2 separate regions of the Homo sapiens genome follow, and region 1 is linked to region 2. The links are chromatin loops, found by intact Hi-C in ENCODE. Cell type or tissue: mammary epithelial cell. All regions are shown on one strand. Each heading gives the region's core, and the rest is flanking DNA. Links, peaks and the distances in the headings are about the cores only.

Region 1 (7,061 bases), core at 1,365-5,364, 230 kb before region 2:
ACAATGAGGGATGGGCTGAGCCAAGGGTACACAGAGTTTATCCATAGTTGCAGGAGAGAAGGCAAAATACATGGGTACAGATAAATATGGGAGGGTAGGTGTGCTGGACAGCAAGTATTTGTGAAGTTGTCTTTTGATGGTTTCTATTTTTTCAGTGAAGTAAAAAGAAAGGTTCTAAGTTGAGCGTAAGGATGGGGGAGGAGGTGTTAGAAATTTGAGAGAGGGAAAAATATGAAATATTCTTGTACAGATATGGAAGAGTAAATGACAAGGAAACATATTATATTTGCTGGGCAGCATTAACGGCCTCCTTGAGGGATCATGAATTTAAACTGAGAGTCATACATTTGCTTGTGTGTTTTTCTCCAGCCACATTCAGCTGGCACACAGGCATGAAATAGATGGCGAGTTGCATATGATCAGTATAGTTGAGATTTGTCAAGAGAGCACAGTTAAGTCAGAGAAGGTCAATGGTGTTAAAGGCGCATACAAGGAAATGATTAAAATCATTGTCCATGGAATCTACGCTATATAATGAAGTGAGCATATGAGAAGCTATGGGTAAAATCAATGAATTAGGGGTCCTAGTGGGTTTAAGGAATTGGTGTATTAGGGGTAACAAAGGGATTGAACTACCAAGACATTAGGCTGTGGTTGGAAAATGGAATGCTTGAAATTGAGATTGTGGAATATTGTAATTATTAGTAATTAAAACATCAGAAATGTAGCCATGGGAATGAGTAGCTATGGCAGAGTGGAGAATCAATCATGAGAAGTTCAAGAAATTGAGAGGAGGTATTAGAGGGAGCGTGTATTTACACAGTGAATAACCAATAATTGTAATGGGGTAGAAATGGAAAGAGTGTTAGTGAGCTAGGGGCTAACGTTTTCAAGGAATTGGGAAACTTGCCTGGTAGACAACTGCATCAAGGGGGAGTTATGGGAACACTTAGCTTTTCTACTACCTCCTCAATGTTTCCTCTCTCTCACTTTCCATCTTTCCAGCTTATATACTGGCATTACAAACTTTAATTTCCTAGACTAGATAGCTACATATCACCTGTGTCTACCCTTTCTCCTCCCTATCCAAATTATCTCCAAGTCTTGAGAATTTCCAATTTTTTTTTCTGAGATGGAGTCTCACTCTGTTGCCCAGGCTGGAGTGCACAGTCATGCCATCTCAGCTCACTACAACTTCCGCCTCTCAGGTTCAAGCGATTCCCCTGCCGCGGTCTCTTGAGTAGCTGAGATTACAGGCACGCACCACCACACCCGGCTAATTTTTGTATTTTAGTAGAGACGAGGTTTCACTATGTTGGCCAGGCTGGTCTCGAACTCCTGACCTCAAACAATCCACCTGCCTTGGCCTCCCAAAATGTTGGGATTACAGGCATGAGCCACTGTGCCTGGCCTCCAATTTTGAATACTCTCTACTCTCCCCCTTTGGGACCATCACTACTCTAGCCTGTCACTCTCTATTTTATCACTCAGATTAATGTTCTTCATGGCACTAATCGCTCTCTAAACTTAACTTGTTCATTTATTTGTTTGCTTTTTTTGTTGGGGGGGGTGTCTATTTTCCTTCATTAAATATAAATTTCATAAGGGGAAAAGTTTTGTTTAATTTGTGCCTGGAACATAATATGCCCTCAATAAATACTTTCAGGATGAATTAATAAATGCCCCCTATAACATGCTGATGAATCCTTATATTCTTGGGTTCACACAACAGCTTTGCTTTACTATCCTACCAGCTTCTCCCTCCTTTCCTGCTCAAACCATCCATTTCACCGAGTAAAGTCATTTCACTACTCCCCCAAAACACCATGTTCATTTCTATTCAGATGATTTCATCATATTTCTCCCTTGTTTATGTCTATTCCCCACATACCAATTCTTTGAGTCCCAGCTTAGGTCTTACTTCTCGGATGGTTTTTCTATGATTACCATGAGGCCTGCTGATTTCTCCCTCCTCTAAAATCCTGCTATCCCTAACAACACCAGCTGCTTTATATTTTCTAATTGTTTCATATGGGTTATTCTTACCTTTTCACTTTAAAATAGGTTTATTTTTGGCCTAAGGATCCTGACTTACAACTACAGTATACTCAGTAAAAACTAACACAGTGTAGGGCAGATAACGGGTATTCAAAAAATACTATGGCCTCCTTAGATAGCTTCATAGACTTCCATCTTCCTCAACAAACATTTTCTACCTTTTACCCTGCTGTTAGCTAAATCTAACTATTCTTCCTGCTCTATGATACTGTCTTTGAGACCAGAACCAACCCCTATGTCCACTACACAGAATTCTACACTCTTGCACTGCAATTCCCACAGCTAAATCATTGTCATTGCCATTATTGTTCCTGGATTCTCTTGGCAATTTTAGTATATTCAAGGCATAGCTGCCAAGATCATCATCCTCCTTGATTGTTTGGAATCTTTATTTTTTTAAATCCCTGCATTTTTTCCATCAAACTTTAAGTGTTCCTGTGGGATTTGTTTTTCCTTGGCTCCATCCTTGGCCTGGTTCTTCTCCACTTTCTTATGTTCAGTCACTCGATTTGCCCTTTGTCTCATTTGAAGGAATCAGCTTTCACACCTTCTTTTAAACTACCTTGCATATTTAGAATATTTTCTCAAATAATATAAAATTTATAATATTTATGAATAAATGACACAATGCCAAGATATTCTGTCTCTTCTTTCAAATAACATCTGAAGATGCACCTGCACTAGTGAGTTCTATATTTAAGATATTGAATAAGTATCATTCACCCATCTGCTTTCATTCTGTCCTGCATTTTTTAGGACCTGCTTCAGAGTTGTATTTTGAGGTCTTTTGGACGGGGAACTGTCTGGCATAGTTCACAAACTGGCCTTTGCTCTGTATATTCATGTTCCTTTGATAAATAATAAATAATAATAATAGCCCACTGTGCATTTTTACATTCCACTCATAAATCCCTGGAAAAAGAAAAACTAACAACCAGGGATTATAATAGAAACACAGAAACAAAACTAACCTTTTACCAGGTTTTGCTACAGTAATATATACTTCCATAGACCTATATTCTAACAAATAATTACCTGCTTAAGTCATTTGTAAATTGTTCCTTTGCCAACATTATGTATAATAGCAAATGTCTACGTGGTTTATAGGACAGGGAAAACAACTAGAACATTACAGCTATGTGGGGGATCAGTGCAAAAGCAGCAAAATAAGAGGTTTACTCTGTTGGGTGCACAGTTTGGAAGAATTAGTCTCACAAGTAGAACTACTTGACAGAATATATGCCTGCTCTCCAGCTCCCCCTTCTCCCCTCCTCCAGATCTTTTTTCAATAATGGAAGAAGACTTACTTTCTTTTTTCAAATCCAGGTGGGAAGTGTATCATTTTGCGTGAAAAATCTGTTTTTCTTTGAACATAACAAATGGTCTGATTGAAGCTGCTCTATGAAAACGGCAGCATATCTAACCAGGGAGGTGGGAACTATAGTTTAATGGGTGGAGCACCTCCATATTTAGCTGCAGATGAGCCACATTTAACTTTAAAAAAAATAAAAATTTAAAAAATAAAAGAAGGCCAAAATGTAATGATTGTCTTGTTACTGCAGTGGCCACTAGATGGCAGGTCCAAAAATCTGATGGGAGTCTCACAGGAGGGCAAATCTTAGGGAGCAGAATGTTTCTGGCACTCAATCCAGTGTTGGTTCATCAATAAGCCTTGGCAGTTTGCTAAAATATCAGGTGGGTAAGACAATATCCATGTTATTTCACAGGGCTGAAGGGGGCAGGAAGCCCTTTGGTATCTAGGTTTGTAGAGTATTGTCATCACATACTCACACATCCAGATACTGCTACCCCTTTGGACTTCTGTCCACAGACATTCTTGGAGCTGGTTTTTATATATGTTCAGCTGTATTCCATTATCTAATGGTCTGTGCAATACTGAGCCATAATCTCAGGAGTGTAAAAGGTAGTTGTCTAATCTGCCTCCATGGAAACAAATGAAGGAGGCTGTCAGGCTAGGGTAAGGGAACATACAGCTGTACTGTATTTAACAACATATATTTACCAGTAATTGCAACTTCATGTTAAATATGTGTATTTCCTATACTGGAGGCTGACCATATATTCATGTTAATTGTTTTGAAAAAGAGAATGTTGATATATAAGAGACTTATTATTTAATAGGATAAAATAACTAAGGCCTATGATTAAAAATGAAATGAGTAAATTTAGAACAAATTATTTGTTGTACACAGTAGAGTTTTCATTTTCTTTTACTAGGATGGGAGACTTCTAGATGTGGGTCTTATGAGACTATAAAAAAGTCATTCTTGGACCAATTATTCTGAAGATAGATTGTGTCTTTCCCTTCATAATTTTTTTTTTTTTTTGGTTACTAGATTATCCTGATAAAAGTGATTTCACTACATGGACAATGCCTACTTTTCTTTATCTTTTAATTAAAGAACTGACCTTATGATTTTTAAAAGTAGAGAATCACAAGCTCTGAGATAATTTATCATTCTCACTAAAGAAAATGTGCTCTAGAGTCAAATTTATCTTTGTACAAGAGCTGTGACATGCATTTTGATATACATTTAAGCATCTATGTCAATTAAAATATTATAAAAATAAAAGCAACAAAAACTCAATTATAGCCATGCAACTCAGTCATCACTCACCTTTTGTTCCCTTTTTCTTTGAAAATTTAGATAGAATAATGGTAAACATGTTGATTTCATCTATTCTTGCTCTGTATATTTGGACTGTGAAATGTCTACATGAGACACAGGAAGAGGGCACGGGTCTTCAGGATAAAAAACAAAAAAAAATTTTTCCTAAAGAAGAAATATGGGCTATATTGAATTATGATAGATGTTTTAAATCAGTACCGTTTTCCTTTAGTTTGGAGTAAAATTTAAAATGAGATGACTGAAATAATTTACGATAAAATATCATGGTTATTTCTACATATTTAAGGTTTAAAAATGCTCAAACTTATACTTTCCTCATAGAAAGAGCACTGGAATGGGAAACTGAGAGGTCTGGGTTCTATTCTGGCTTTGACAGTGACTCACTGTGTGACATCCAGAGAGCATGACCTCCCCAGGCTCCTCACTTCTGAAATGGGAGGGTTTTGAGGACAAAGTCTCTCTCTGCTTTAACATTCAATATCCAAGTAAGTAAATTGCTACGTATTGCAGATTTTTTTTTCCTCAGAAATAGACTAATTTCCTCCGATGAAAGAATAATACTGTTAAGAAGCTGATGTTGAAAGCTAACATGTCCCTACCAACACTGTGGGCTCTACCCATGCAGGTGAAGCTAGAGCTTGTTCTTCCTTCAATCCCCCCTTTCCCTATTCTGCACCACTCTTCCACACACTCCCCCATCATCTTTAAGTCTAAATTCTACCTGAGAGGTCCTCTGTGACCCCTAGGTAGTTACTTGCTAATTATTACTAATTATTCAATAACTGTTTTACTTTTCCTCTTGAGCACATAGCTAAGTTCCATTTCCCAGCCTTCTCTGCAGATAGCTATGGCCCTGTGACCAAATTCTGGTGAGTGGGATGTTGGTGGAAGTGACATACGCTGTCCCAGGCCTGGTCCATTAAAAGTTCCTGTGTAATCATTGCTCTCTCTTCACCAGATTTCTGGCTGGATGTCACACCCACAGCAATCTTGGAAGCTATGTACTGAAGAGCCTCTGTCAACCTGGGTCCCTGACCAGTCTTTACATGAGCAAGAGAGAAACTCATGTTGAAATACTGAGATTTGGGAGTGTGCGTATTATAGAAGCTAATGTTACCTTAACTAAGAACACTCCTAAAGCAGAAATTTGTTCTCTCTCCGAGACATTATGTCTCTTTTACCACATTTTCCACCTTTAATAATTTATTTACTGATATGTAAGCTCCTTGAGGATAGTACATTTGTTTCACTAGTGTACCCACAGAACTCTAGTTAGTTGAATGAATTCAGAATAGAACATAGCTGGTTTGGAAAGTACAGAAGTTACAGAAGGTAGTAAAAGCAGTTTGATTTTTAAAAATTCTAGCTTTGTGTTTTATCCTATAATATTTAGGTAGAAGGTAGGGATGATGGGTTGGGGTTTTGTTGGTGTGGAAATGTATTGTGACAACCACAGCCTTTTAATATATTTTGTGTACTGCATCCCCAATAAACATGTTTTCCAAATAAAGTGTAAAGTCTTTTTCTAAATGCTGTATGGCTTGCCTTTTTTATATATTTGTGTAAAGAAATTCGTAGTAGTAATTCTCTGACACTGAGTTAAAGGAAGTCCTATTTTTTTTCACAATTATGTGAAAACACAATTATGTGCTGTATAATGACATTTTAGTCTACAATGGACCACATATCTGACTGTGGTCCTGCAAGATTATAAGATAACTGAAAAATTCCTAATGCCTAGTGATGTCATAGTGATCATAACATCACAGCACAATTACTTTTTAAAACATAAATTTAGTGTAGCCTAAATGTACAGTGCTTATAAAGTCTACAGGAGTATACAGTAATGTCCTAGGTGTTCACATTCACTCATCACTCACTCATTCACTCACCCAGAGTAACTTCTAGTTCTGCAAGATCCATTCATTGTAAGTGCCCTATAAAGGCATACACTTTTGATCTTTTATGCTGTGTTTGTACTGTACCTTTTCAATGTTTAGATATGTTTAGATACATGAAAACTTACCATTCTGTTATAATTACTTACAGTATCCAGTACAGTAACATGCTGTGCAGGTTTGAAGCCTAAAAGCAATAGGCTATATCATATAGCCTAGGTGTGTAGTAAGCTCTATCATCTAGGTTTGTGTAAGTACACTCTATATTGTTCACACAACGATGAAATTGCCTAATGATGCATTTCTCAGAATGTATTCCCTTTGTTGAGCAATGTGTGACTACATTTTGAAAAGTTAAAATAATACTAAAGGGAGGGACAAGTGAAGAGCTAACTTGAGAAATCTAAGAACTAGGTAATTTAAAAGAAGTGCTTTTAGTTACATAGGGTTTTTA
Region 2 (7,061 bases), core at 1,836-5,835:
ACCCAGCCACATTTATATTTTATATTAAGTAATTTTGTTCCTTTCCTACCCCATTATAATATAAACTTCATGAAAGTAGAAACTTTATTTTATTCACTACAGTATCCCTAGTCCATAAAAGAAGGCATGGCATTACATCCTCAATAAATATATGTCGAAAAGAAGGAAAAAGGTATAGATGTTTCCACTGTATTTCTTATATTTTTCTGGAAACAAAGGGGAAAGGTGTTCCCAAAAGGTTTCCAGGAAAACTTCAATCACCAATGAAACTGCAAGCTCTTGTCATGTTCCTCAGACCACTACCTAATTAATTCCTTTATGTGCAATACATCCTTTCTAGCCTGTTGATACTCAATTTCTGGCGCTGCTGTAACTTGTGGAGCAAAGAGTGCCACGTGAGAGGTGCTTGGGCCCCTTCATACTGTGCCTCACCTGCGAACTGGGGAGGCCACTGCCATTTAGGCTCCAGCATCTTTTACAGGCCAGCTGAGCCACCAGAAGGGAAGGGGAGAAAGAGACATGCAAGTTCTCAGAATGTCTGGTATATTCACTCACACACATTTCTCTTCTCTTCTCAAAAAGGATCCTGGCAACAAATCACTGATTAATGATGAGAGAAATGGAATCAGGAGGACCCCATGATACCCTCTCATCCTAGTTTTGGGAGATAAAATCTCCCACTGTGGGGAGGAGGAAGACCCTACAGGGTTTTCTTATGTTTTGCAGCTTCCAAATTGTAGTAGGGTCCTATTCTATAAAATTGCTACCAACAACTGTATACTTAGTGATATAATACCATATGGAACCTTGAGTTTTACTTAAAGAGTAGATTATGTGGCAATTCATAGTTATCCTAGTATGGATAAGAAAATATCCTAGTAATAACATAATTATTCTAGTTATGAGTTTTTTTCAGACAAGAAACTCTTTTATTCATCTTTTTATCTCTAGTGCCCAGACTCAACATATGACTTTGTATATAGTAGTTCTTAATAAATGATAGCTTAAAAATTAAATAATATTTTTAAAATGGTGAGATATGGCTTAAAGGGGTTCAAACAAATTCAGAGTTTTGTCTAATCTAGGTGTTTCTAGATTTATGAGCAGGCAATCACATATTATTGAGTATGTATTAGTGTTTTAGTTAGTGTTAATACAGTATAATAAACCCTCATTGATTGTTGTAGAGAAATCCTACTATTTTACACTCATATACTAGAAATGTTTAAAGTCACAATTTTAAAATAGTGGACTTCAAACTTTATTATGCACAACTAACCTGGGCAGTTTCCTAAACTGCAGATCCAGGCTACATTCTCAGAGCTTCTGATTTAGAAATTCTGGAATGGGGTTCAGGAATCTCCATTTTAACAGGTGCTCTAGATAATCCTGATATAGGTAATCCCTAGGTAATCCTGATACAGTTGGTCCTTGGACTACTTACCATGGACTAGGCTACAAGGTAATATAATAATAAATCTATACAGTTCACCTTTTCAATACGAAGAGAAGAGACTAGCCTATTAAATGTGACTTAACTATCAAAATTACCCGTGAAAAGAATAGGCAATTTGCTAAGACTTCTCAAAATGAACCAAGGGAGGACATAAGGGCGAGAAATATTAAATTTCAAGCCAGAAATGACTCTTTTTAAAACTTCAAAGAGACTGACAATCTGCTTAAAGTAAAAGTGGAAGAAGAATGGCAGCAGTACAGAAGTGTTTTATGAACAATTTAGGAAAGCAACATTGATTCAAGAGGTTTATTTGATAACATGTTTTAATGGTTATTATAAAAGTGAATGCCTTCTAATCTTTGATTTGCTGCTAAAATATATATGTATTTATTTACATGAAATTTTTTTTTTAAATTCCCCCCTTAACTCCCTACTTTCCACACATTTTTAGCTTGCCAACATTACTGCGTTAATGGTGTCCTTTTTTTCTCTCTCTAGAAACACATGCCCTGGGATTAAAAGGGGATTACTTTGGTCTACTTCCACATCCATGTCCCAGGGAAGGTACTGCTTCTGCTTCCGACCTGACCTTTAGGTATCTGCAGCCTTCAATTCTTTACAGTGGGAGTTGCTTTAGCATTGATTTCTTGGAAAACTAAGAGCTGTTTTCAAAAGCCATTTTCAAGACAAATAATGAAAATTATTTTCTTATGCTTATGGATGTTACAAACTGTGTAACAAGCTTTTCTCTTTAACTTTGCTGCAAGAAAGTTTAAAGGCAACTGTATAGCACTTCACTGAATATAGTTTTATGCTGACCTCACTTCTAACTCCATTTTTATATCCTTTCCTTTATTGTTTTATTTTTCTTACCTATTTCTAATTCATGTATTTTGCTGCAATCATGTATTTATGTTTATTTTTTCATTGTCAGCCATTTTAATTCCCTTATTGGTGCAATAAATAGTAAATAAGACAAATAAACAAAACAAAAACATATGTATGTATGTGTATTTGGTATTTACATCGCATGTACTCAAAATAAAAAATAAAAACTAACCACCTAAAATAATTGACATATTTCATTATTCTTTGGGCTATAGATTCACTTGACTGCAGCACTTCCATTTAGGGAGATATAAAATTAAAATACCACCATGAAAAAATCCATATGAAATTTGACATAGGTATTTTCAGCCCCAGGTCATTAATTCAGTTCTGACTGACATCTTTCAGTTCTGTTTTAAAATTTTTGTGTTCAGTCTTTCGATTACACACACAAAAAAGTTTTGGCTTAATCAGCCTAATAAAGTGTATATTTCTGAAAACATTTTTATGTAAACAAATATAGAAGTATACATGATACATACACATACATTTTTTACTTAGAGTCTTCAAACCAAATATTTCAGTCCTTTGCTTCCAGTATTATTTTCTTTTAAGTAAATACTTTTCATTAAGCAACAAAGAGTGATAGTCATCTCAACACCAAAAACTTGTATTCAGGCTAAGTTTAGTCTACTTTGCATATTTTCCTCTGAGAATGATCCAGCCAGTCTCAGTCTGATTCTAGTAAAACTCAGGTAATGTGGAAGAACTCTAATTGAGTATTAGACATTTTAACAATTATATTCATATTGATATGTCCTTATACGACCACTCTAGGTGAAATATTACTATGCTTGGGACTTAAATATGATTTTTGTTCTTTTATTAATTTCTGAATCTCATATCCTTCCAGATACCAAAGGAATACAGTACCACCTGGGAATAATGTCAATTTTCACTTTAAAAAAATATTTTGTTGCTTTTCCCCTCAGCATGGGCAACCAATAGCTGATTCATACTTTCATTACATCACAGTTGGATTACAGAAGGGCTCTTTAGTCTGGCCTCCGCATGTCTCTTGCAACTCATTTGTAGACAGCCCAGAAACTAGCAGCTGGACTTCATTTTTGTTCCAGCAGTCACCATTTTATAGTGTTTCTCTAAGTCACTGTGAGTTTCACTGATGACAAGTCTAAAACTCCACAGGTATTCATATTTAGTGGGTTAAATCAGAGAGAAAGGATTATGCTTAACTTTCTATAGGTTCATGTCACTCAACTATACTTTGCCATTCACTTACCATACGTCAAAAAGGTGGAATAATACTATTCTTACATAGAGGACTAATAAGATATACTTAGCAAAAGTAGGTGGTTGCAAAACATTTTTTTAAAAATCAGAGTGCTGTATTTTTAAAATCTTGCATAGAACTCTGGTTCAATTTTTGAGTCCTTCCAATTTCTCATAACTCTGTGGTATTCATAATAAAGCAGGCAGATGGTTAAGTCTCTGAACATATGCTTTAAATGCCCCCTTTGCTATTTCTAAATAATGGACCAAATTTTGCCCTCAAATAGTCACAGGAAACTTTAAGGAGGCTGCCTCTTGAAATCTGAGGACAGAATGTGATCCAGTGGGAATTAAACCTTTAAAAAATATATTTTCTAAACTTTCTTATGAGCTCTATTCCCTATACCAAGACAAATTACATTTTTTAATAAAATAGGATATAGTAAGAGAAAAATCCTAACCAATACAATATTACTTGGCTCAAGGAATAGATTAGAAGGCAACATATGTTTTATTTATTTATATTTTAAAATTCTGATTTTCTAAAACATGAGAGTCATCTGATTAATTTCTGTGTGATTACCAGATTTTCCATTTTTATTATTATTCCTATTACTAGTATCATGTAGATGTTATATTGTTAAAACATCTTGCAATTATTAATTAGTTAATTTAGTTTAAATTATGATTATGCCTTTGTTTTAAATCAATGTTTTTCATAGTTATTAAAAGCCAAAAGCACTATTTTTCCAGTCACTTACTTTCATTTCAAAAACAGTTTGTTGTCGATGAAAGCGCATTTTCCAGGTTATCACAGAATATGCAATTCATCTGCAATGGATATATATATTCTGGTAATGTTGCTCACATAACCTAGCTGTACTTGTAAGAGTATCTCTGTTTCTTAATGTCTATATTTTATACATGGAATTAACCTTCATTTGCACACTCATATTTCTATGTATTTAAATTTATTCCTGAAAGACCTCTGAACTAGTCTCTCCTGTCTTACGATGTCCACAAAACTTAGCAGTCTGATTAACATTACAGATAAAAAGACCACACAATTGACAATAAGGACACTTTAGTTATTATAGACGTCTGAAGTTTAAGTATTCCAAAACTATAATGTCCCTTTAGAAATTCTCAATAAGGATTAGCTTGGTCCTAATGAAAACAGTGTTTACTTTTAAAAATAAATGCAATAGTTGTACCCAAATATGTTCGAAACACTGTATGACGTGTCATAATCAACAATGTTGAAAATAACTAAAGATCTTTAAATCAAGTGATAATTTTACACATATATCCACAAATATCTGAACAAAATTTATAATTACTATTGGGACAAAACATTAACATATTCTTCTGCTAATAAAGACAAACAACTTTGAGAAAATCCTCTCTCATTCTCACGTCTCTAACTTTCACAATAAATGCAGCACTGAAACTAAATTTCCAACTCAGAAATACGCTGAGCTCCAATAAACAAGTTGATTTTAAAAACTCACCAGACTAACAGTTATGCTTTTTCCCTTATCTTTCCTTTGCTTTCCCTTGTTCTTTCACTTTCCATGCACACACAATCACACTTACCTGCACAAGTCTGAAACATCAGTCTATGTATTTTTTTTGAAATGTACTCTGTACCGATGCATTTTTCTGTGTTTCTTTCTAACCCTCGAGAATGTTAAGAATTTAGGAAGAGAGCCACAGCTTAAGAGTGCAATTATTTGCCAGTAAATACTCAATTTGCTTGTCCTGTGATTTTTCTTCTAACTTGCATATTCAATAATCCGTCCCTGACTGCGTCACGAGCACAAAAAGTCTTTTCTCCAAAGGAGAAGACTTTCGCCAATCAACCTTCAGCCATGCCAGGGCACAGCTTGTCAGGGTGATTTGTTAGCTTTAATTAATAATTCCTCACACTGGCCATTTTCACAAATAATGCAGTGAGGCTGGGAGGCTAGATTGCTATGATTCAGACAGATAAAACTACAGTGGAAAGGGGATGGGGAGGGGTGTGGGGGAATTCAGATGCCGTTTATAAACACCTCTAATCATACTCTTTCAGTTTACAATATAGAGGACATCTCAGTTGAATTACCACGTTATGTCCACCAATTTGTATTCAGATGGAAACCATATGTTCCTCCACTTTATCTGCTAGGGACTCCCTGGTGCCAACACAGTCATTGGGCAGACAACATTCACAAAAGAGGTCTCTAGCCTCTGGATTGCAAAAGTTTACTGCAGGGTGAAGTTGAGAAATCAGACATATACTGCACTTCTCAGTGAGCTTGGGTAACAGTCTGGAAACACAGAAGTATGAGTTATGAGTGTCAGATTTTCTCTTATCCTGCTATGTGATACTGGGCATTTCATTTAGCCTTAAAAAAAAAATCTCATACCTCATCCTCAAATCAGTTTGCAACAATGACTGATTTGTTCATGCATTCTATGAACATTTATTGACTCCCAAATATATGCTACACACTGTATTAAATGCTGAGAATTTTGCTTGAAAGTAAGACTTTTCCATTTAACTGACAATCCATGGGCTTGAACAAAGCCACCAAACAGATAGTGTGCAAATAAAAATAAGGATTTCTAACAGTTTCTGTGTGGCTCAACCAAATAATCAGTAATTGACAACACACTTGAGTCCATTATGCAAAAGTAATGCTCGGGGTAAAAAAGAATATACAGAGATTAAAAAATATGTTTTTCAAAGATTAAAAAATTTCCCTCAAAGTGACTAGAGCACTAAGAAACATATTAATATGTTCATAAACAATTTCCAAAGATTCACAATCACTTTAGGAACATACAAATAAAAAAATTTTATTAATGTCCTTAATCTTATATAAGAATATATGCCTGTGTTTGAGACTGCAAATTTATTAATTTATTGGATACATATTTATTGAGCATCTACTCTATTTCAGGAACTGAATAATATTGGAGATAAGTAAAGCACAGCCTCGTTATTCAAGAAGCTCACAATTTAGTCACCAGACTCTAAAAGAGAAAACACACATCTCAACTGAAAACTGTAATACAATATAGCCAGAGCAATGACACAAATATACATAAACATGTAGGATGGGCCTCCTAGAAGTGATGCATCAACTATTTGTAAAGGTTGGGTAGAAGTACCAGTGGTGAGAAGAACATTCTAGGGAGAGGCAAACCTTTGAACCCTTTCTCAAACTGTTACTAGAAGCAGAGCACCAGTTCTAGAAAAGATGGGATTTAATACATGACAATTTCAGATAAATGTTTCAGATGGTAAATATTGCAGGATTTAAAAATAAACTTATTAAGAAACAAATGTTCCCCAAAACTATAATGTCTTGATATCATCAAAAAAGCATGCAGCATCTCTAGCACTGGCACATAGTAACATACATGTCTTTCTCACTTTGTGTGTTTCAGTTCTCTGAGGCAAACATGAAACATGCTTGACACACACTGCCTTTCTGTG

Evidence for each region. Hi-C counts contacts between places; a loop is a spot of excess contacts. Peaks named below come from ENCODE experiments on the same cell type or tissue, not always from the same donor. Only the 100,000 strongest peaks of a DNase experiment are listed, where the experiment ranks them.
Region 1: a loop joins it to region 2, with 4 times the contacts of the local background. A loop is called at or near these places in 1 of 110 quality-filtered maps.

Annotation. Positions count from the first base shown.
Region 1 is chr3:114,523,602-114,530,662 of GRCh38, forward strand. The region is part of intron 6 of ZBTB20 (zinc finger and BTB domain containing 20); the gene reads right to left. Among named protein-coding and RNA genes, the nearest start is that of ZBTB20-AS5, 74 kb to the left of the region's middle. In mammary epithelial cell, for the core only: a CTCF peak has its summit at 3,635 (motif pointing right); no DNase peak of the experiment used is centred there.
Region 2 is chr3:114,753,726-114,760,786 of GRCh38, forward strand. All of the region lies in intron 5 of ZBTB20 (zinc finger and BTB domain containing 20), which reads right to left. Among named protein-coding and RNA genes, the nearest start is that of MIR4796, 14 kb to the left of the region's middle. In mammary epithelial cell, for the core only: no CTCF peak of the experiment used is centred there; DNase peaks (open chromatin) are centred at 3,386 and 5,816; H3K4me3 peaks cover 1,272 bases; H3K27ac peaks cover 2,624 bases.